3 separate regions of the Mus musculus genome follow, and all the other regions are linked to region 1. Evidence: chromatin loops called from intact Hi-C (ENCODE). Cell type or tissue: left cerebral cortex. All regions are shown on one strand.

Evidence for each region. Peaks named below come from ENCODE experiments on the same cell type or tissue, not always from the same donor. Only the 100,000 strongest peaks of a DNase experiment are listed, where the experiment ranks them.
Region 2: it touches region 1 in a loop (7-fold over the local background); 2 of 42 quality-filtered maps call a loop at or near these places.
Region 3: a loop joins it to region 1, with 8 times the contacts of the local background. A loop is called at or near these places in 2 of 42 quality-filtered maps.

The regions. Positions count from the first base shown.
Region 1 is chr6:101,349,114-101,357,113 of GRCm38, reverse strand. Pdzrn3 (PDZ domain containing RING finger 3) reads left to right here. Exons shown (of 10, transcript NM_018884.2): 3 at 2,613-2,720. Among named protein-coding and RNA genes, the nearest start is that of Pdzrn3, 25 kb to the left of the region's middle. In left cerebral cortex, a CTCF peak has its summit at 3,063; DNase peaks (open chromatin) are centred at 4,271, 4,813, 5,719, 6,325 and 5 more places; H3K27ac peaks cover 3,277 bases.
Region 2 is chr6:101,604,813-101,612,812 of GRCm38, reverse strand. No RefSeq gene overlaps it. Among named protein-coding and RNA genes, the nearest start is that of Gm34335, 89 kb to the right of the region's middle. In left cerebral cortex, no CTCF peak of the experiment used is centred here; DNase peaks (open chromatin) are centred at 2,189, 2,536, 3,616 and 4,149; H3K27ac peaks cover 1,264 bases.
Region 3 is chr6:101,423,425-101,431,424 of GRCm38, reverse strand. No RefSeq gene overlaps it. Among named protein-coding and RNA genes, the nearest start is that of Pdzrn3, 50 kb to the right of the region's middle. In left cerebral cortex, no CTCF peak of the experiment used is centred here; DNase peaks (open chromatin) are centred at 4,007 and 4,921; H3K27ac peaks cover 2,116 bases.

The DNA of each region.
Region 1 (8,000 bases):
GTTGGGTGTTGGTTGTTCCTCTTAGATTTTTGCTTGAACTTCCTTGCATTCCTTTACAATAATTATTTAGGCACCGTGTAGTATTTTGCAAAGCAAACTAAAGCTTACGCTGCATCTCTTCTCTGGCCATATAATGCAAAATGGCTGAACACAGATAATGCCATTTTCCTTTTATGAGATGTATCAGCATGTCGTCTATGGAAAGTCCGATTTGCTTATAAGTCTTTTGCTGTCCAGTGAGACTCTTCCTTAATTGGAATGTCATGTAGACTGAGATGTTGAACCCTGCTTGTGAGCTTTCTCATTGAAAAAGGGATTGTCTGGGAAGATCCTCTAGGAAACTAAGACCCGCTGCTCTTTACCTATGGGCCTTAAACATCATTTAGCTTTTCTGAATTCAAGCTTTCCTCCCCTGGGGTAGATGACAGTGGCCCTTACTGCTGTGGCTATTGTGAGGATTGAGTAATGCACACGTGCCTCCTGCCTCTCAAATCCTCAGGAAATAGAAACCCTGATGCATTTTTGCGCTGGCATTGTGATGCTCTTGTAGGAAGCTGGAGTGCGATGCAGGCATGAATGAGGCTGCTAAGAGGAAAGGATGCTTGTAGCTTCTTAGCTGGGGAAGGGTTAGTGTGAGCAGAGTGCAGAGATGGTAAGTAGTGATGGCTGGTGATGAGAGCTAACCTCATGCAGCACCCACGGCAGTGCTGACCCGACTTCTAAGAAAATATTGATGGAAATCAGATGGAACTCAGAGCCCTGCATATGATGTGGGGATAGATGGTGGAGAAATGCTTAATGCTCATGTTAGCCTGGGTTTTTGTTTCTTTGTTCTGGCATATATAAAAAGAGACCCAGGAATAGATAGAGCATGACAGAAAAATAGATAGATAGATAGATAGATAGATAGATAGATAGATAGATAGAGACAGACACACACAGACAGACACAGATAGACAGACAGACAGATACAGAGACACACAGAAGGAAACAGTAAGGGTCAAGGAGAGGGAGGGAGGGAGGGAGGGAGGGAGAGAGGGAGAGAGAGAGAGAAAGAGAGAGCGAGCGAGCATGAGCGCTGAGGGAGGCTGTAGAATGTATAGTCTCAGCCTTAGCCGCCATTCTTTAGAACAGTTCTTCTCCCTCCCTCCCCCTCTCTCTTTACTTTCTCTCCCTCCCTCCCCCTCTCTCTTTACTTTCTCTCCCTCCCTTCTCCTCTCTATTTTCCTCTATTTCCCATCTCCGTTTCTCTTTTCTGTTTGAAGAAGAAAATGTTTTATTTTCCTAGTTATTTTTGTCCATGGTATTTTTATATCCTTATAGGGAGAGTATTATTAAAATAGGTCTTGTTGCATTATGGGATGGAGTTTAACATGGTGCTGGGTAGAGTTCTGTGGGGTATCCTCTGCTTCCTTCTCAAGTCATCTCGTGTTGTTGGCCTTTTGGGTAAGTCGAGTATATTATCAGATGCTATTGTTTGGAAACAGCACATGCTGCGCCGTGTAATTATTTAAAAACCCATCTGTTAATCACTAGAACTTTCTAAACACTTGGAGAAGACTCGTCTTAGTGCTGTGTAGACAGAAGTTTGTGCACAAGCTAGGGCAAGAATGAGCGGCTGGACCCTTTTCTAATTAGGGAAAGGAGGGACTTGGAGAAATTAGCTGATCTATTTGTCTTTATTTGTAAATATCTCTTTTCATAATTAGATTCTTACCTAGTGACCCCTATAGCAGTTCTCTATATGGGTAACACGTAGAAGAAGTATCTAGTGAAATCTTAGGCTGGTCTCTGGAGGAGCCATTCAGCAGTGTTTGTCCCTTGCTCAAATTTGACCCAGTCATGTAAATTGCTAAGAATTCCACCTTAGGTGTCTGTGAGCAAAGATGTTTCAAAATGACAAATCAGAGGTTATCACACCCCCTTGACAGATGACAAGAGCTTCGGACTCTGCCCAGACTTCCAAGCTGGTGTTCCATTCAGTCTCAGGGAAAATGGGGCAGAGTGGGAGGTGTGGCTTAGCTGCACCTATAGCAGGGAAGAAAACATGGAGGGAGGGAGAGAGGGGAAGGGATAAAGGGGGAGAGAGGACAGAAAAGAAAGGAAGGGAGTGAAGGATGGAGGGAGGAGGAGGAGGATAGAAAGATGTGGGAAGAGGGAGCAGAGAGAAAGGAGAAGTTGCTGGGATGGAAAGTAGGGAGGAAGGGGGACAGGAAACAAGTAGAAGTGAAAAGAAAAACCTCCAGCCAGGGCTGTGAGAGTGGGCTCGGTGTGATCCTGCTTAGGTACTGAGGAAGGTGATGTGTTAAGATATTTTGGACAGCGTGCACATGCTGAAATAGAAGTCTTACAGAGCAGAGAGGATGGCTGCTCAAAGATAGCACGCCCCTCCTGTGCTCTAACTTTGGCTTGGGTTTGGAATATTTTTACAATGTATATGAGCCAGTTTCAGTTTAAAACAGAAATTAAAGGAAACAAACAACACCCCACTCCTCCCCCGCTTAACTCCACTTTTGACAAGCTGGGGTTGCAGCAAAGTTTTGGGTTTTTTTTTTTTTTTTCATGCCAGCTTCCATGCCTAGCATTCACGCCTGTGTTTTTTTAACCCACAGGACAATCAAGATGGATCCTCCAGTGAAGGAATCTTTGTATCCAAAATAGTTGACAGCGGGCCTGCTGCCAAGGAAGGAGGCCTGCAAATTCATGACAGGATTATTGAGGTATGTGAACACTGGCTGGTGTCTGAATAGGCTGCCTGCCATCCACCTTTGCCTGGCTGGCAGGGGGATGCTTAGGGGGCTGGGGTTGGGGATGCCTCATGTGGGGATGGGCAGGCAGCAGTATACTTTGCGGGTGGTGTGTAACCTGATCGGGTGTTGATTGCCTTGGTGTGAAGTTGCTGTTCATCGAGGAGAGACTGGATTGGGGGGGGGGGGGGGGGTGTGGCATGTTCACAGTTTGGCTTATCCCAAGGAGACCTGCATCTGTTTGCTATGCCTCGTTTCTAGCTCTGTGCAAAACAACCATCTGAGGGTTTGTGCACTAGTTAGAAATCAGCCCCCTGTTGGGCAAATTGGGACTCAAATTGGGTTTGAGTGTGTCAGCCTCGGAAAGGGTTGTCCTCCTTTCCTTAGTGCTCAGAGTGCAGCAAAGCTTCTACACAGACACTGTGCTTTTTCATGCTCACCTCCTGGCTACTTGCCTGAGGTCCATTGTACGATTTGATCGCCTGGAGACAAGCAGGTCAAAGTTGACAGTCGGATCCTCTCACATCAGCAGGCATGGATTCAGTTTTTTCAGTTACTGTGTAGCGGGTTTGTAGACTGACACTGATGGATCCCTCAATAGCACCAAACAGCGCTTTGGCATTCAAGTGACAGATTAGGTACTGTCCTAGAATTCGGAAAGGAGGCTGATGGCTTCTCATCTCCTTGTAGTTTGAACGACCTAACTCCCTTGAGTTGCTGGGTTTTTTGACCAGTCAGATTTCCCACTTAACAAGTATTTCTGGGAACTAAATAGTTTCATCCCCTGCTAGAGAAAAAGTAGCTAGGAGGTTCCAGGGTGACGTGCTAGGTGCCCGAAGAATCTCATCTACAGCCACAGCCATTGCCGTAATCATTGCCCAGAAGGCCAGAAAAGCATCACAAATACCTGAGCAGTCTGCTGTCTCAGACATCTTTGTTCAGCATACGTACCTCCTGGGCATTTTTATGTTAAGCCTCAAGTGAAGTTTATGTTACTCTTGGGCATCTTCTAGGGGGCATAAAGTGTCAAGAAGATAGAAAACAGAATTTTCAATGTTTCAGTTTTGTGTGAACCAGTTGAATAGTATGAAGTGTGGTTTTTCTCAGGGTAACTGTTTGTCCTCTGAGGAAGACAGAACTCAGTCTTCCCTCGTGAACAAAGTACCTGAGTTAAGGCTGGGGATAAGAGCCATGCGGTTACTTATGTGTTCAAAGATACTCGATTTTTGACTTAAGGATGCTATTAATATTGTTACACTGCCTTTGACCTTCAAGTGGGATCTGAACTTGGAGTTGAACCTTATGTTTTGGACTTTCCAGCCCAGATTAATAGATTTTCTCTAACAGCCCCTTTCCTGAGATGCATTACCATAGTTTTTTGAAAGCAAATACATTTTCTGGGAGTATTGTTCAAAAAGATAAGTACAGCCTGTGTTGCCAAGGCATCGGTGGGACAGCCAGTTTCTCCAAGTCACGGAATCTTGTCGCTCTTAAGTTTTGCAAATGAGAAATCTCCAGCTGGGCAGGATTTTCTCTTGGCAGACGATGATCTGTGTTTGAAATGTTCAGTACGGTTTCTGGTAAGCCACACCCCCCTTTGGACAGTATGTAAAATATTAATCATGTCCCACTGTGGAGGCAGAAATGGAGATCCCGATAGAGCCGCTACATGTATAATCACAACCGACAAAGCGTGCCCTTCTCCATTAGGTTCTAATCTCTTCTGTCACGATGCAGTGATTCTCAGGACTTCATATAGGCTCTCTGGTTCACCTCATCTGTGTTGGGGTTTATTAACAGGGGGCACAAATCTGGCTCTGTGTGTGTGTGTGTGTGTGTTTCATCATGGGAAGAGTTAGGCTTCCTGTTTTCCTACCCCAAATCTCCCCATGTTCAAAGCAGTGAGCCAGCTTAGCAGAGCCCTAGTGTGGGAACATTAGTTCTTTCAAGAGGCTGCTGATATTAAATCCAGAGAGAGATGCAACCTCATCCATTCTGCAGAGTGAGACTATACCCTATGAGTTGCTCCATGAGCATCTGGGAGCAGCAGCTTTAGAAGATGTGTACCTTCATGTAGATGCAATGTGCTGGGCCAGCTGCAGGCTATCAGGGCATTGCTTACCATTACTCTGAGGACTGCCATCCTAGAAGCAACCTTCGGTGGTGTTGAATGGGTTACAGTCCTTTGCTCACTGAATGGCGCTCTCAGCATCCTTTTCTTCCCAGACTGCCTGAGTGACAGTCCTGGATAGGGACTGTGCTGCCAAGGCCTGGTGAGGAAGCAGGAGCTGGGACTGTTGGGCCCCTTGCATTAAGTGCCCTCCAAGCTTATGTGGCAGGAGCATTTGCTATCTGCTAGCACTGTGTGTCCTCTGTGGGCCTGGGTCTGTGTGTGTAGATTGCCATCCACCCCCACCTCTGCTTCAGAGACAGAGCAAGCCCTCCATGTTCAGTGTTGGCTTCTGATCCTCATTTGGTCCTAACCCCCCCCCCTCCACCTCCAAAGCTTCTGGGCCTTCTTCTGCTCTTGATTCTTCCTTGAATTTCATATAAGCTTGTTCTTATTAGGAAACTAAAGTACATTTATCTATATATCTTATAGTCCTCTCATGAAACCCTAACTTCACCAGTAGTTTCTGCTTTCTGCATCTGAGAAGTTTTTGGTTTTGTTTGTTTGTTTGTTTGTTTTGGGTTGGTCTGGTAAAGAGAGTATAAGACTTTCAGACCTTAAAACCCCCAAGGTTCTCAAAGGCATACTGCTCTTATTATTGAGAACATGAGAAGAATCTCTGCAGTGCCCGAAGCCTGAGCTAACTGATGGGAGCAGGATACTCACAAGCAGAGCGCATCTCTGTGATCTGGAGTTTAGACTTAATCAGAGCCTACCCAAGTCTGACGTAATGACAGGAAAGAACAAAAGTTGTAAAAACATGTAAAAGCAATATTAGCCTCAAAAATCCTCAGGGTGTGCCAGGCAGGGAACAAGCCATCTTTCTGTAGTCCAGCCAACACAACACTGAGCCACCTCTCTGTTGCTCCAGTTTCTTATCATGTAGTGTGTTTGGCAAGCTCTCTGAACACCTCCTTTGGCTGAGTGTCCATTGAGGAAAAAAAAAAAAACACACATCAGAAAGCCTAGGAGTAGAGAACCTGGCAAGCTCACTTTGAAACTTGTACTGTACACTCTCTTCCCTCCCTAGCCCTCCCCTTCCTTCTCCCCTTCCCTCCCTCCCCTTCCTCCTCTCCTCCCTCCCTCTCCCTCTCCTCCCTCTCCCTCTCTTACATATGTGTGTATCTCTCTCCCTCATATATAGATATCTATATCTATATATGTATATAGATAAGCAGATACATAGGTAGATAGTAATGAGTTATATCTTGAAGCTCTATGAATTGGAGATCTGAGTTCAATCTTTTGGCTAGGGCTTGCATCGGGTGGTGATAAACGGCTGTAGCAATTGTGTGGTTGAAATAGCTTTTTGTTCAAGCCGGCAAATGTGATTCTGTGGGTGTAGAGGAAAAGCCGTCGCACCCTCTGTTCCCAGAATTCATAAACACAACACTTGTCTCAAAAGCACTCTGACTTGGAGACCTTGCTCCCGAGAGCAGTCAGGATCTCTGTGGAGCCCCAGAGGTGAGCAGAGCTGCTCCTTCCCTCTCTGCCTTTGTGTGTTTGACTGTGCTGTCCTTGCTAATCAGGTTCCCTAGAAAGCCAAGCAGGGTCCTCCCTCGCAGCCAGCCTGCTTAGTTTGCAGCACAAGGGTCACCAGTGTGTATTTTTATAGGGAAGATAATGTTCTTAGACCAATGAAAGTGGCAGAATGGTATATGAATCAACATGATGGAGTGTTCTTTTCCTTTTTTCTTTTCTTTAAAGACTGGGAGACTGTTTGTTTTGACTTGTTTTCCTTTTATTTTAATGTAACTTCAGGCTCACAGGCACAAATGTCTGTGAATTCTTTGTGTAGATAGTAACGTCTCCATTTACTTCAGCCTTTGCTGGCTCTATTTGTTTATCTTTGCTTATGCGGGTACAGTGTGCCTCTCAGTAGACAGAACACCAGTCTCATAAGTATGTTAGTATTTTTTATATCCATTTGTGTGTCTAGGAGTGTGTTCTGCATGCACATGTGTGGATGGATGTCAGAGAACAACTTGCAGGGGAGAGGTGGTTCTCACTCTCTACCATGCAGGGTTTCTCGGGGATTGAACTCAGGTGGCTAGGCTTGGCAGCAAGCATCTTTTCCTGCTGAACCCTCTTGCAGCCCGAGTTTTTTTGTTTTTTTTGGGGGGGTGGGGGGGTGTTCTTTTTGTTTTGTTTTGTTTTTTTGAGAATTAAAACAAATTCTTACAAAAATCAAAATGTTTATATAAACCAGGAAGTTAACAGTGACAGCACTGTCACCTGCAGGATTGATTCACATTTTGTTACTACTTACTGTAATATTCTTTTATAGTGAAAGAAAATCCCCTGTGGTATGAGTGAGTTTTCTTACTGTGACAAACTATAGGACAAGAGAAGCAGAAGGGGGCTCTGTCTTGGCTTAGCATATGAGGGTGCTGTCATCGCAGTGAGGAGGGCATAGTGTCAGGTCACACCGCATCCACAGACAGGAAGCCGAAAGGTGGATGCTGTGCTCAGCTCACGTTCTCCCTTTAATTCAATCAGGACCCCAGTCAATGCACCCATACCACCCACGTGTGCGGTGGGCCTTCCCACCTCAGTTCATTTTCTCTGGAAATGTCACCTTGACAGATTAACCGTCACACCTGCCATCGATTTCATTCAGGCTTCATATTTCTTGAGTTTCTTCACCTTAGAATAATTTTTTGATTTTGTCTTCCATACCAAAATATTTTCTTGCCTAATTATCTTCTTTTGGGGGAGGTGAGAATGCTTCAAGTCTACTCTTTCAGATTAAATTTTGTTTTGTTTTGTGTTTTTAAATATATTCTGATTAAGGGTTTCCCTCCCCTAATTCCTCCTAGTCTCTCTCCACCCACCCACATCTACATCCTTTCTCGTTATCTCTCATTAGAAGACAAACAGACATCTAAAGGAAAGAAAGGAAGAAAAAAAGAAAGAAAAAAGACAAACAGAAAGAGGAAAAAGTAATAAAATAAGATAAAAGCAACCAAACTTGAATAGAACAAAACAAAACAAAAAAGAGGAATAGAAAAAGAGCCAAAGAAAAAGCACAAGAAACACAGACACACACACACACACACACACACACACACACACCCCAATTC
Region 2 (8,000 bases), 260 kb before region 1:
TGGTGGTTCGCAACCATCTGTAATGGGATCTAATGCCCTGTTCTGGTGTTTCTGACAGCTACAGTGTACTCATATACATAAAATAAATAAATCTTATAAAAAGAAAATAACCCTGTAATAAATAAATCAATAAATATCTAAATAAATCTTAAAAAAGAAACCCTGTAATAAATAAATAAATAAATAAATAAATGTATAAATAAATAAATAATAAAAAGAAAATAAAACAATGAAAAAACAATAGTCAGCTGCTTTGAAAAAGAAATATCCATGGGAAACAATCTAAGGTCAAAAATTCAAAAGGATACAAACAAGCTTCCAGTTAGCAAAAGACAACACACAGAACAGTTTCACTTGTGATACTGCATCATTTGACAGTGAGTGAGAGAGGTCATCTCCCCATCCCTGCGGAGTGATCTCTTCCAGTTACCATTTCAAGGACCCACTGGTATTTTCAATACTGTCTACCTTTTACTTGAAAAAGTCAGCTGGTTACTTTCCACTGCTATGGACCCAGGTATCATAACTGCTACTTGGGATAACGTCTGGCAACACCTTGAGTTGATCTTCACAAACTAGCACAGAATGCTTTCTCTTTCAATCCTTTTTTCAAGACAAGGTTTCTCTTTGTAGCCCTGGCTGTCCTGGAACTCACTCTGTAGACCAGGCTGGCCTAACTCAGAAATCCACCTGCCTCTACCTCCCAAGTGCTGGGATTAAAGGTGTGTGCCACCATGCCCAGCTACAATCCCATTTCTAAGGAAATAGTAAGTACCTTCTTGTCATTGTATTGAAAGAAAATGACAGTATTCACTAGTATATGTGTGACATGGTATAAAGGATAAAGTACTACTTAATATAACCTGCTGTCTTTGGGGCACTGAGTTAATCTAAGCTTGATTTAAGATAAAACTTAAGGTTGAGCCACCACACCATCTGGTTTTGGTACATCTTTATGCTCCTACCCATCAATTTTCTCTATAAAATTTTTCTTCCCAAATAGACAAAAAAGATGAGGCCAGGGAAGAAGACAGAGTCTGCAGCCTGATTCTGTTCCAAGGGTGATAAACATGGTATCTTCTGATGGAGTCTCTTTGTCATTAAGGTCTTTATCTGACATCAGTCACTGAGTAATTGGGTGACTGGTAGAAAGTCTCCGGGCTCCGTTTAAAGCAAGTTTCCAGCTACTCTTTCATTTAAAACTGTTAGGCATAGTAATTTACGTTCTGGAAGCCCAGCAAGAAAGGAACATAATTGGTGTGGACCATCATCAATTCTGAAACAGCTTGATCATCGAGGTTTTCAGGTTTTGCCCCTCCTTCCCTCTGATCATAAATTTTGTTTGCAAGTTGGTAGGTATATTTTCTTTTTTTCAATGACTGCTTCTCCCTGATATGTTTGTATGCTGTTATTTAATAAAAAGGTTTGTGGTCCATTTGTGCAGTAGCTGAAAACACCGTGGTGAATGCAAGCTACTTATTTTTAGATTTAAGGTTCAGGTCTAACTGTAATTTCCGATAATCACTGTGACCTACAGACATTTGGGTCTGCTGTCTGTCAGACCCACAGTTCTCTTGTAAGATTAAGCAGAGACGTCTGTAGATAGTGCATCTGAGGAGTGGCTTTACAGCCCCTACCAAGCCACCTTCTTGCCTTTACTGCTAAAAGTCTGGACTTGAGAAATGTGTCTGCAGGCTAGCCTTGCAGAAGTAGCTTTCTGTGTATCTGGAGAAGTGATATCATTTCAAAACAGAGTTTAAAGATTAATGCTGCCCAAGTTATAAATGATGGTAAATTCCTAATACATCAAAAGTTTTCTAAAGCCCTCATTTGGGTAGATTTTTTTTTCCCCCCCTGGTCAGCTGAGTATTTTAGAAGTTCTACTACATTTCTGGATCTGATGAAAACATCCTTTGCAAGCAACCCCACCTGTGAGGAGAGGTCAAATGAACATCATCTTTTCTGGGTTTGGAATGTCATTGAAATCACTTCTCCAACTTCTGGCTAAGATCAAGTGTGGAATGTCATGGAAATAACTGAATAGACTGTGATGATTTGGAGTGTCATAGGAGGAATAACCTTTGGGGCATCTGTCTTGTCTGTGGTCTCTCATGCTGCCTCTCTCTGCTTTCTGAATGTCACACAGCAAGCAGCTTTCCTCTGTTGTGCCCTTTCACCATCATGATCTCACTACAGGCACCAAAGCCTGTTGACCATGCAGTGGCCCTTCTGACGCCAGCGTGATTATCTTTGTTGACTATGACCTTATTCTTAACACATTCTCTTTTCTTTCTTTCGAATTTCAGATGAACTGGTGGCCTTTGGATCAGGTTCTGCTTATAGGTTTTTTCTGTTTAATTCTCTTCTCTGTAGGTTTCTGTAGGCTTTCACTATCCTTAATTGGCTCCTCTTCATGAACATTTCTCCATGGATAGAGAAATTGCAGAAAATAAAGCACATTTCTGACTTTCCTGTGAGCAATAGTTGCCCAAGTGTAAAACAGCATCAGTGGGTGTCAGTGGGACTGTATGGGCAACTGTCTTCAGTCGTCGCACCAGTATAAAACCAGGTGCATCTGGCCACAGTGTGCTTGATATCAGAACACACTTCCCTGATCTCCTGCCTTGTGGGGCCAATGCCTTTTATTTTCCTAACATCTGTCCCCTACTCTAGAGAGACGTCAGGAGGCTTGGGTCAAAACTGTTCTGAGTAAAAGTTGAGTTTTCGAATCATCTATTCTCCTATGCCATTACAGTGGAAAGCCTGTGACAACCCAGAGATGGAAACATGCATGCAGTTCTGACCCTAGAGCAGCCCAGATGCATAGAATGGCTCATATCAAAACAGAGTCTGGGGTCTCACAGGAAAATGACAGAGTATCCATTCCCAAAGCAAGGTTAGGTAAGGATTTCAATTACTTTTCTAAGCATCATAAGCTCTTTGAGGATTCTAGTCCTTTTTAACATTAGATTGCCAATATGTAAACTATCACTGTTTGCATGGACTATTCCATCTCCTCTCAACCATGGGGTGCCCTGATGCCATGAAAATTCTCTCCTTTATCTTCAGAGATGGCTCACAGATACTGGGGTCTTTTGTTCCCCTCCCAATGATATCATCCCAGTCCTTTGAATATTACAGTTTCTAGATTTTCTTTCTGACTTCCAATGTTCTACAGTAACTGACCTCAAAAATGAAGCTATGGACTTGTTAATTTGCTTCTGTTATGTAAAGAAGGATGTGCGTTCTGGGTATCATTACTCAGTCAATGTGAATTTCTTATTTCTTTTAAAACCAGAGGGTTTCAAAGCCTAAATGGTATGATAATAGAGGGGAAGAAGCATCAATTTTACAGTAGAAATTAGAAAAAGTGGCTCGGAAGCATTTTCATCATCCTTAGATTCGACCTTAGGCTATAGTGCTAAATCTCATTGCTCGTTTATGAATTTCTGGGTTTCTGGGTATCTTTAGCTCTCACAGGAAAACAATTAATCCAGAACAGATGGTCATCCTTCATCCAGGAAGAACTCACTGTTTCATAGAATCTAGTAGAAAGCCAACTTGTCTTACTCACTGGCCTCATATGCATTTTATATAACTATATAAAGAAAAGAGAAGAGAGTATTGAACAAGCTCCACCTGCAGCCTTGTATGCCTTCTAACGCAGAAGCAGCATCCTTAGGTGGTATCTAAGAATACCTTCCTCTCATTTTCAAGAGTGAAACATGATTGTTGCTTTCTGGAGAAAGCCGGTCTATCTTCCATCCCAAATTCAGTCTACCTAGCACATGCTGTCATGGTGCCGTCCATCTCTCTGATGTACTACAGAGATAGATTCATTTTGGTTTTTCTTAATATCAATGTCCCTTTAAGCATCCATTCCACAAAAAATATATATATATATTATAAGCCAGGTCAATGTAAAGGCCTCACATAGCCTTACTCACTTTTCTTTAGTGACACATTCTTAGAATGAAATGAAAAATGTCTCAAGTGGGGATATTTATTAATGGCATAACCCAGAAGGTGGAAAACTGAGACAAAAATAAGAAAAACTTTTCTGTTCCCAGGGCAACCAGTAGAGTCTGGTAACCAGATCATTGGTGAAAGATACCAAATTAGCAGCATGGGTGTTAGACTGCTCTGGAGGTCCCAGGAATAGTCGAATCTCTCTACATGCCCCAAGTGTCTACTGTTGTATTTTTAGTTTATTTTGCAGTGATGGGTAATGATGGCCCATCCTATATCACAGAAGGATCAGTAACATATGCCATTCGCCCAGCCTTGAGTTAATAGTACACATTTAGAATGAAGTACACAGAGGGTCCCTGTTGCAGGAAATATTTTAAAAATGCACCATCCCATGCTATCACTGGCTACTCTTGGGCCCTGGCAGCTCCACTGCCTTTATGGCTAGCCCCAAGCAGTGACTGCATGGTTCTCTTGCTAGGGATTCCAGTCACATTCCCAGCCATCCACCCCTTGTGGTCAGAAGTCCCAAAGCCCAGTAACACCTTAAAATCAAAACTCTAGAGGCTTGTGATTTATAAGTCAGATTTATATCAATAAATTCTCATCCCACAAAATGTCTGCACAATTTACATAAAGCCAATTGGTACTGATATAAATTACCCACCTAGATAAGATAAATTGTTCTGTAATTATCCATCCATCCCTTATAAGATATTCATAGCTACCTGTGGCTATTTAAAGCCATGTGGAATCTGGATTGTCTTTCTCCTCCTCCATCTTCCTACCTCCTTCTCCCTTTCCTCTCCTCCTTCTCCCCCAAACTTTTCAGCTCCATCTTCCCTTTCAGTGCCCAATCACCAGCTCTAGCCTTTATTTTACAAGTTAAAGCAGGGAGAAGATTCACAAGAAGTCACCTGTGTACCTGATTCACCCGCTGACTGCAGCCCTTCCTGGGAAAGCAGAATTAGCATCAAAATACAAACAGCACCAGGGCTATCCATAGACCCTCATGCAAAATCCTGGGTCAAATGTTTCTTCTTCATAGATAGAAAGTCAGCCATACTGATAGGAAGCTGAGAAATACTGGCATATGTGAATAACTTGATAGAACGCAAAAGGGGTCTGGGAGATGGTACAGTATAAAAATGCTTGCCTTGCGAGCAGAAGGGTCAGAGTTTGATCCCAAAAGCTGAGTGTGGTAGTACACTTACAATCCCATCTACAGAGAGATAGGCATGTGTCACGGGAGCTCACTAGGAAGCCAGCTTAGTCTAATTGGTGAGTTCCAGTCCAATAAGAGACCCATCTCAGAAAATAAGGTAGAATGTACCTACAAAGAATACCCGAGGTGCCCTCCGACTTCAACATGCACACACAGCACATCACCCTCACCCCTCCCTCCCTCCCTTCTTCCACCATAGAACCGAAAATCTGAAAAACAAGTACGATATAGAAGTTCAATTAGAACACACCACAAGACATCTGGTCCTTACACTGTGACCAGTTGCTTGTTCATTAGCCATCATATAGTGCACAAAGAAACTTCTCTGATGAGATATGAGGCCAACAATAGTCCACGGGTAGGGACAGTTTGATGCCATCTCAAACCTCCATCATTAAATCCAGTCAGAATTTGATTTATTACCCACACAACATTTGTGTCACTACTGCATCCATATGGCATATCTTGCCATGTGTATCAGGATTGTAACTCACAAGGTTCACATCTGAGTAAGACTTTGGATAACATTTCTCCCAGCAGCATGTATAGCACCTTCTAATACTATGAGAGCAAGCCAGCAGGTAGGAGCTTCCTGTCATTATCAACTTACTTTCTCCATACCCTGTGAACAAGGTATATGATGTTTTCCGCAATGGGATCTTACCATCGTTTGGTGGGCAACTGAGAGCAGTAACAACATGTATTATTATAGACATCTCCAGGACACCTTTGTTCAACAAATCAAAAGTTAAGTACCCCATACCTGGCACTGGGCCTTTTATTTGGCAACCTGTAGTTTCTAGAAGGAGCATTATTCTCTGTGTGAGTAATTTCAATTAAAGGCTTTTATGTGAACATTAATATATATTGCTTGCATGGAGACTTTAACTCAGACACAGATACAAAATATTTACTAATTGTATACTAGGAAATCAATTCATGCATTATATAAATGTACTGATTACTGTGTAGGAGAAATAAAAAAATCATAGTGAGACATGCCATTGTCTGAATATAGGAAAACCAGACATGGCAGTGCATGTCTAGAATTTCAACACTCAGGAAGCTGAGGAAGAAGGATTGTGACTTCAAGTTCAAGGCCAGCCTTAGATATGGAGTGAGACACTGTCTCAGGAAAATAAATAAATAAATAAATAAATAAATAAATAAATAAATAAATAAATGGGGGGGGAAGCAATCCTAAACACATTCGGAAAAGTATCACTCACTGTTTCACTGTCTTCCAAGAACAGCAGTAATTCTAATAACTGAAAGCTCTGGGTATAGAATCTATTACCACTTGGGTAAATGAGCATTGTTTCAAACAGATTTCTAAATATTTATGTTTATACCCAGAAATTAGACCCACTCTCAGCCATCATCAAAGAAGCTTCCCTTTACAGTGGGCAGAGATTAGTGCAGAGACTCACAACTGGCCAAAGGTCACAGAGTAAATGACTAGAGAGCTCAGCCCTAAATTGTACATATACATCATCCCCTCTGAGGTTCAGCTAATTTCACAGAAGATGGGTCAGAAAGAATTTAAGAGTCCAAGGTTGAGTAAGGTTGTTCTGAAAGAACGTCGTCTGGACATGGTACTCATAAATTCACTGAAGTTATGGTTGCTTACCCAAGACCTGTATACTATTAGACCATGACTGTTGCATCATGCATGAGGGTAGACCTCAGAAGGTCCCATGCACAGGGACTATTTGCAGTCACTGGGTTCTTGGGGAGGGGATGTTATTATCTTCAATGGAATAGCCACTCTTAAGTTATCATCTCAGTAGAATACTGCTTGCTGGGAATAAGAACAGCTTCAGCCTTAGTGAGAAGACAGGAAAGGGTAGAGGAGGCAAACATTCAGTATACCCATCTATGAAATATCAAAAGCAGTTAAAAGCAGGATATTCTCTCCATGACAATAATTTGGTTCAAAAATTAAATTACCCACAAGCAGCAATAGCTGCAACTTAGTTGATAGTTGATGTAATAAAATTAGTATAATTCAAAAAATAGAAATCTCCAGCTAGTAGGGCATGGTGGTGCACTCCTTTAATCCCAGCACTCGGGAGGCAGAGGCAAGTGGATTTCTGAAATCGAGGACAGCCTGGTCTACAAAGTGAGTTCCAGGACAGCCAAGGCTATACAGAGAAACCCTGTCTCGAAAAACCAAAAACAACAACAACAACAACAAAAACCCTCCAGCTAACCATAGAAGGGATTATATGAAACTTTATAATTAAAGGCTAATGGCGAGAGGAATGTAAAATATAATTCAATGTGATGGAAAAGAACCAGCAGAAAATGGGAGAATGCAAGTATTAATAGACCACCATGAATCCTATGAAAGACAGCATGTAATTTTATTCATTTCTTCCAAAGTATGTGACCGTAGTCCCTAATCCATCATCCACCTCATGAGCTATGTTCATCCCAGCATAGTGTTTTCATGGCTGAAAGAGGGTCTTTTTACCAAGTCATTGAGCTATAAACTTCACAGATACAGGCATCAAGACCAGCATAAATTTTTGTCAAACTTGTCCCTCAGGATTTATGTGTTGATCATAGAAAAAGTAGAACAGGAAAATAACCACACTGTGCTCGTTAACCCTCCCATGATTATGATGCCACAGTAATCCAAAAATCTTAATAGTTTAGAAAAAATCAGGGCCTTAGTGCTCAGTCATGCAGTGTGACAACACAGTCAACACAGCCTTGCTCCATACTGTCTTCATTTGTGATCCCAGCCAAACGAAGAACCCTTATCTAAGCCAGTCTCCTTCTCTTGGCAAAATGGGAAGAG
Region 3 (8,000 bases), 74 kb before region 1:
GCAGGGAGGGTCTCATATACACATGCATGTGGGCCCACTCATGTGTGCACATGTGCACACACACACACACACACACACACACACACACACCATCTGGGTATGATAGAATGTACTTTCACACTTGCATTCCCGATGCTGGAGAGATACCTCCTGGCAGCCAAGTACCCAAGGAAAGTAGCAAGGATAAGACATCAAGTGATTGGAGCCAAAAGCTGATGGTTTCTGGCAATTTTACTCTTTCTCTCTCTCTGGGGCTAGAGGCTGATGGCAGGTCAGGAAGTAGAGAGAGGACCTGGGTTCACTAAGCAACCAACCTAGCTTCCTTGGTGAGTTCCTTAGCAGTGAGAGAACCTGTCTCAAAAACAAAACATTCTGACCAAGGTGGGCAACTCTAAAGGACAACACCCTGGCGTATATGCATACCTTACACACGTGTGTGTGTGTGTGTGTGTGTGTGTGTGTGTGTGTGTGTGTGTGTGTGTTTAGAAGAAATCCAACAGTGAGGGATGAGGACCTGAGGAATCACATAACCGAGCAAGGGACAGAACTGGGGTTAGAAACTACCTCAGGATGCCTTTGAGACACACTCCCTGTGGATACCACAGCTACAAATGTGACAGGGTAAGATGCCTAAGCGTGACTCTGTCTATCCCCAAGTCCCCAAATCCTCCTATAATCCAAGTATGTGGAGTGTTATGTGTGTGGTACTATGGAACTGAGGAGTCCTGATTGTTTGGACAAACTTTTGCCTTGCTGATCAGCCATTTCCACTCCTTGCCAACTAGAAGTAGAGCTTTCTGATCTACAACATTACTTATGTTTGCTCTTTTTTCTTAAATTTCATCATCCAGGTGTTGTCAACCTTGTTGTTTGGTGCTAAATACTAAGGTGGAAATGGTCCCCTTCCCCCCTTTTTGTCTTGCTCTGAGAAATATCTCTTCCTTCTACCTCCCCTTCACTCCTTACTTACTTCCAACAGGTAACATTTTTGCAATAACTCTGAACTACAATTTAATCTCTTCTCAAAACACCAAAGAGGACCCTGTGAGTTTGTAAGAAAGGAACACACACAATTGGGAGTGAACAGTGTTGGGGCAAAGGGTAGGAGCTGGACCAAACTATATGCATGTATGAGATTCTAAAGCTGAAAAAAAATAAACAAACAAATAAAAAAAAACCCTAAGGAACAATTTCCACAATTTCATTTAAGTCTTGGATTAGCCTCACAGAAAGTGAATCCTTTCACTCTATGCTGCAGGGGACAGGAAATGCCCCTTCTTGCTTATGCCAACTTGATCTGAGATTTGTGGTTTATAAACAACATGGTCCCAAACTTTCCCAGTGCACAATTTCAACTGAGAGGTTGAAATTATTCCTTATTTCAGCCCCTCCCATCTCCCAATGTCCTTTATAGCAGTTCCAGGCAGTTGGCACAAGAGTGAACATCTTTCATAAGAGGCAATCTTGTTTGTTGGATTTGGCAGGCTCTGAAACACTTCAGATCTATCCACAATGAGCCCCATCAAGACCAGATCACCAGCACTACTCTTCTTCTTCCTGTCGTCGGTAACCAGATCCCTTGCACCTGTCTGTACCCTTGAACCCTGCTATTGTCTAGGGGATTAAGGGCTGCCCATGGAGTGTGTGCAGCATTGATAGCCATAAGTCATTATGAGTGCCATGTTCAAATACTGGAAAGAATAGAATAGTTGACATAAGTGTATCTCTATTAGGAAAAACAAAGACCAGTGGATAAAAAGCAGGTGAAGTTTTCTAACAAACACAGCAATTATGCTTCGAAAAAGTCCTTCCAGGTGATGAGGTCAGCAAAAATCACAGTAAGGCTCAAACACCAGAGATTGCTTGAGAGAAGGAAGCCAGTGGACTCACACAGAGAAGCAGCTTTAGATCGTCACTGTTAATAACATCTTGAAAACTGTAACACTATCTTCATGTAATTCATCCATGTGAATATCAACAGGACAAAAATCTTCAGGATACTTCAAACTCATATGCCCAATTCCTGCTAGATAGCCTTGAGCACACATCTCACAAGAACCTGTGACAGCACTATGCATGCTCAGGTGTCTCTCAGTGGTGAGGAACACCAGTGTACTCACCTGTTATTCATCACCAACCATGAAAGCGACAGCTCTTCGGCACTTCGCTTTTCCTCCCTCCACCTTATGCATCCCCTAACCATTCTTCACACACATTCTTGAAGCATCTCTAATACAGAATGCCATCATTGCCTACAGGCAAGAGTCCTCAGTGTCTTCCCCGAACATCCTTTCCTGTGCTTGAAAATTCAGCCTACACACATAAGGCAACGTAGTTTTTGTACATTGCAAATCATATGATTTCCTGTTGGCTGCTAAGCTTTCATTTGCTTTCCATCCAAGTCCTTCACTCTCTTTGTAGATTCATGTGATGTGCACCCTAGCTGATTCTCCTCCTGCCTCTGTTCATACCTTCACCAAGCAAACCTTCTCCCTGCACAGTTCTGATTCTGCTTCAGGCAGGTCACTTCTACCTCATGACTTGGACTCAATCTTTTCTCTTACTGAAAACGAGCTCCTAAGTTTTTCACTTAGCTGGTACCTATCTCTAGGGCTCTGATCACATGTCACCCCACCACAGAGGAGTACCCTGTCTGTACTCTTAAAACAAACCCAGCGTCCTCACCTGCTATGCACACATATAACCATTAGCAGTCCCTACAGAACTTCATTTATTGTTTTTCATGGACCATGTTACATTACACCTTTCTTTTCATGATCTATTTATCTGACCCCTGAAAGAAACCTAAGATCCGTGAGATCAGGCAGTCATTTTATACAACACTTTATCTTCCAGGCCCCACAAAGCCTCTACAAAGCAATAAACATGTGTTTAAATAGTCAACAAATAAGCAAGTACAAACTTCAGCTCCCACACCCTCTGAGACCCCATTTTCACCCTCTTTTCTGAATGTCTTTGGGAAAATACATCATTGACCCAACATCTCTCAGAGGATAGCTATGTTCACCTTTGCTTTCTAGGGAACCCATTGGCGTGCACATGCTGAGCCTTGTTGTAGCAACTTCTACAGCAGACTGCTCTCCAGAAAGACTTTATGAACTCACAGAACAATGCTATGAGAAAGGTCAGGCAATATCTCGTCTTGATTTGAATGCTAAGATCTTAAAAGATGTGCCATGGCCAAGACTTAAGACGTGAGGTTAGAAATGAACCCTAGTATTCTGAAAAATTTTATACCATCCGTCTGTATTTCTCCTTCATCTCTAACATGATAAGCATGTTTCTCTGAGTTACACAAAAAAATGATCAGAAAAAGGATAGTCTCCATTTTCTAAAATTATTGGTGTGTTTTCTTGGCTCTTCATGGAAAAAAAAAGACAAAAGAGAGAGAAAGATGTGGACTCTTTAAAATGTGTTCACTTAAAATCTCTCCTTTACTGTGTAACCCAGAGAAACCACAGCGAACTATAAAAGCACTGTTTACAAGGTGCTAATAGGATTATTAAAAGAAAGTGGCTATTTCAGTAATCTACACGCAGGGATATGAAGTTACAGGACCATGTGGATGTCCTCATTAGTGGTCATAATTTGATGTGCCAGATTAGTGGAAGGTTCCTGCTAAACAGCCCTTCCTCCTGCATTTCCATTTTCAGTGGGCCTGACAGTGATCTCCTGACACCTCAAGTAAGAAGCCGGTGCACCAGAGGCAGGCTCAAAGACAACAGCCAGAACTGGTGTTTGAGTTCAGCATCCCCATCACTGGTCTTTCCTCCCTATTAAGTCTGGAGTGTCCCAACTTGAGGATGCAGACACCAGAACAAAAGAATTCTTTGAGTTCTTAGTTGCCCAACCCCAAAGCCAAGCCTTTGGCCACACAGCTCATTCAGACTTTGGCCCCACCCAATCCTGTTCCACACAGGGAAATGCTAGGAGAACAATATTTTAAGGTTTCCCTTCATCATGACTCATGCGTTCCATAATTTCTCTTTGTCCTTTCTCCAGTATTTTCAGTTAAGCCGGGCGTTCAGATGAGAATGGATGACTGTGCAATTTTTACACTGCACAGTTCCAAGCATCATCCATGAGTCCTATGGTGGGTCTTTGTAGCTCTGGGTGTGGTGTTCTATTATCCTTTAAACTCTGGAGCCTCACGATTTCATTTGAACATAGAGGATGAAACCAGCTTTACGTAGTTCTTGCAGTTGTTTGGAGTACAGTGGAGTAACCTGGGTAAACATGCCTTATAAACTAGGTGATTTAGAGTGTATATGCAAGGAGATGTGTTGAGTGAGATTTATCGGCTGCTTTTCTATAAGCAGCGCTTCCTTGGAATGTATGTCTTGTCATCTTGCTCCCAGAGAATAGAGATCCTGAGACTCCCCTCTTCCCACATCAGGGAAAGTACTTATCCAGTCTTAGGACCAATCTAAAGAACAGACATTTGTATATTCCAGCTAAAATGTATGCTAGATAAGATTAAATAGTATAGGACCCTCCAGTGATTGATGCTCAGGTGATTAAAAGGCATGTGTGGAGCTCTTGAGAGATCCTGGAGCAGGCAGGTCCACATCCCCACAAAATGATCCCAATATGCTAATCAAGGAAACGTCTCTGTCCATGAGATTTAAAAGAAAAGAAAAAAAAACAGTAAAAATAAATGTTTTCAGAATGCATTTGATGAAGCGGATATACTAATCAGAAGAAAAGTGAAATAGCCAAGCAAATCAGACATTCCATCTTAGCCCAGGCAAAACCTGCCCAGAAGCAATGATAGAGCTCTGCCAGAAAACCTGATGTTATCACTAGGGAAATAAAAATTTCTTGAGCCCATGTTTTGACTCTCCCCATGGAAGAAAGAGCAGTGTGTTGTACCCAGGAAATGATTCAATGCCAGGCTTTGGCCATCTGTGTGAGTTTTAAAAACAAAAGCGCTCTAAAATTACACGAACACAGTCACGATTTGAGATGCCTTGACTTGGTATTTTCAATTAGGGAAAGAGTAGACAATTTCAGCTGCTCAGAGCTCTCCGCTCAATAAAGGCAATTCACAGTTACATTATTTTTTTAATTGATCTTCATTCATTAGTGCCAAATGGGAGAAATAATTGGTCTCTAATTACCCTGGCATCTGAGTAAGTAGTAGTGTAATTTTCCATTTGGCTCCAAAGGATTCTCAATAATTAAGTCATGTCTCTCTTGCTATTTAATATAGGAAGTGAAGTGCATTGAAAAAGAAGTGAATGAGTGAAAAAAAATACAAAAACTTAATCACGGCTCTTATCGATATGCCACCTCTTGCCTGTCTACAGCTTCATTTTGGTTTTAATCAGTAAAAATCAGCACAAGGCCAAGTTCAAGGAAGTTCAGAGAAGATAGCAAACCATATACAATTTAAGAGGGTTCCTCAATTGCTGATTTGAGATGGAAATCTAATGCTCCTAATATCTAATACTAAGATGGACAGAAAACTAGATATCATCCCATGGCGTGCCTCGCTGTTTTTGTTTTGATTAACATCGATTTGATTGTAATCCAATCCCTTCAGAAACCTGGATGAAGATGTAACACAAACAATTATGATAGTTATTAACTTATATTTATATAACCCTGTATGGTTCTCAAATAACTTTAATGTGTATTATCTCATAGGAGCCAGAAAGGAAGCATAGCTTCATGCTTTGGATGCCAGCCTTGGGGTCAGGAGGCCTGTTGTCTACATTAGACTGTACTGTCTCCTAGTTAAGTGCAGCCTGAGCAAAATAGTTCATCTCTAATCCTCTAGTAAATGGAAGTGGTGCTGGGACCTCCTTCACATGGCTTCTGTCACTATCATGGTAGTGACCATAAAAAAATAAAAAGTTTACCACATATTATAGTAACTAGCTGAGTCTTTCAGAAACTTACAAACCTGAAATCAAATAATTAATATGGTGTAGAACAAGCGTTGGCAAGTTTTTGACCCAGGGACTGAATTGGTCTTCTGCCTACTTTTGCATAGCTTATAAGCTAAGAATGGTTTTACAGTCTTTTAATGGTTGGGAACAAAACACAGAAGAATAAGAGTAATTAGTGGCATGTGAAAACTATAAAAATTTAAATTTCTATGTCTATGACTAAAGGGGTACTAGAGCACATCTGTCCCCACCAGATATGTGCTGTCTGTGGCTTTTCAAGTCCATGTATCAATAATAGGACCAATGGCAGAGTCTTCTTGTCCTTAGAAACTGAAAATATCTACTCCCTGGCCCTTTACAGGCAATCTTACTGACTCCTGACACATATTAAAGTCAGATGCAAGAACAGAATCACCTAAGTGCAGATGCAAGTGGGAAAAAGAAACTGGGGTAATAATACTGTGGAGCCAAGCAGACCTGGCTAGGATTCTAATTCCACCCATACACAATCTATATAGCCTTGGACAAGTTCCCTAAGCCTATTAGTGTCCAGCCCCCTCACCTGTAAATTACATAATCGTTATTATCCTAATAATAACAGTCTTACCTCACAAGACGGTTTCAAGGATTATACTAGATAACATATGTAAAAGACACTGCATACTCAGTAACTCTTTGGCAACCCTTCATTGTGATGGTCCTATCAGGCTAAGGATAGGTACACAGTTCATGGTCAAGTATTGCATGAGACAAGGAAACGGAAGTGGAGTTCAGGAATTTGGGTCTGAGATCTAGGGAACCAAGTTACAGTTGAGAAGAGACAGAACTTGGGATTAGGAAGTGAAGGCAAGGTCCAGGAGAACCAATGGACCTGAAGACAATAAGCTGAACTAGATTCAGGACAGAGAGGCAGAATTCTCCCGAACGTTCTCACAATGTTGCCTCCACCTCTCCCTGAAGCTATTTCCCTACTTAGGTGTGACATGTGTGAGTGGTTTCGGCTGTTTCTATTATCCATGTTTGTCTCCAAGGGTGTAGTCCAGACTGGAGAGAGGATTGGCTAAATAGATGTGTTCTACCTGGGACCTATTAGGGTAAAGGTGCCAATGAGACTTTTAATGATGCTTTAAGTGACAGACAAATGGAAGTAAAAGACTGAGACAGAACTATAGCACTGCAGAATATAGAATCCACTGCAGAAGTGGAACTGGAAGGTTCGATGTAGCAGAAGCATTTGAGAAGGAGCTTGCAGAAGCCAAGAAGAGAACTGGCAGAGACCATTGCTGGCCACATAAAATATATTTCCAGCATCTTGTGGTCTACTGGTATAAAGCCTAGAAAGCCATGCTCAGCTAGCCTGAGTTCCAAGTTTAGGAGAATTCTAAACTCCTCAACAAAAACTAATATCCATGTAAAATGAGTTAAAACTGGGAGACAACAGAAGTCCTTCCTAATCTCTAAGCCAAGTGAGAGATCAGGTCAGAGAATTAGTAATTCAATGAGTAATCAGCATCTGTTTCCAGGATCTGCCAAGCCTAACATGATATCAATCACAAAGGTGAATTTCAGAGTCTAGTCACTGAATTTGAATGAGTAGGCACAAAAGTAAATAACATTTTGTCAGCCCAGGAAGGAAATGCTTTTTAATGTAAAAGAGTAAAGATCCAAAAGATCAACTTCTAGGAATCAGTAGTAAGTAATGAGTAAATAAAATCCCCTCCCCTCCCCCACTTTACTGTGTGTGTTTACTTCTCTTTATGTCTATAGTGTGCATAGGTGTGTGTGTTGAATTTTTAGCAATAGAATGAGTACTTGACAATATCTCTCATAAAAGAATAAAGTTAATGCAGAGGTTATGTATGTTTTACCATTAGAATACTGTAAATATTTTCATCTTCACTGGTCTATCCCAACTCTTCACATTGCTACAGTACAACAAAAGTAGATGCAGGCCATACTCAGTAAATGGATGTAGTTATGTTCCAATAAAGCTATATTAATAAAAATAGGAAGTGACATATAGCTAGACTGTGTAAAGACCCCTAAACTAGATGCATCTGAGAACCTTGATAAGAAAAATAAACA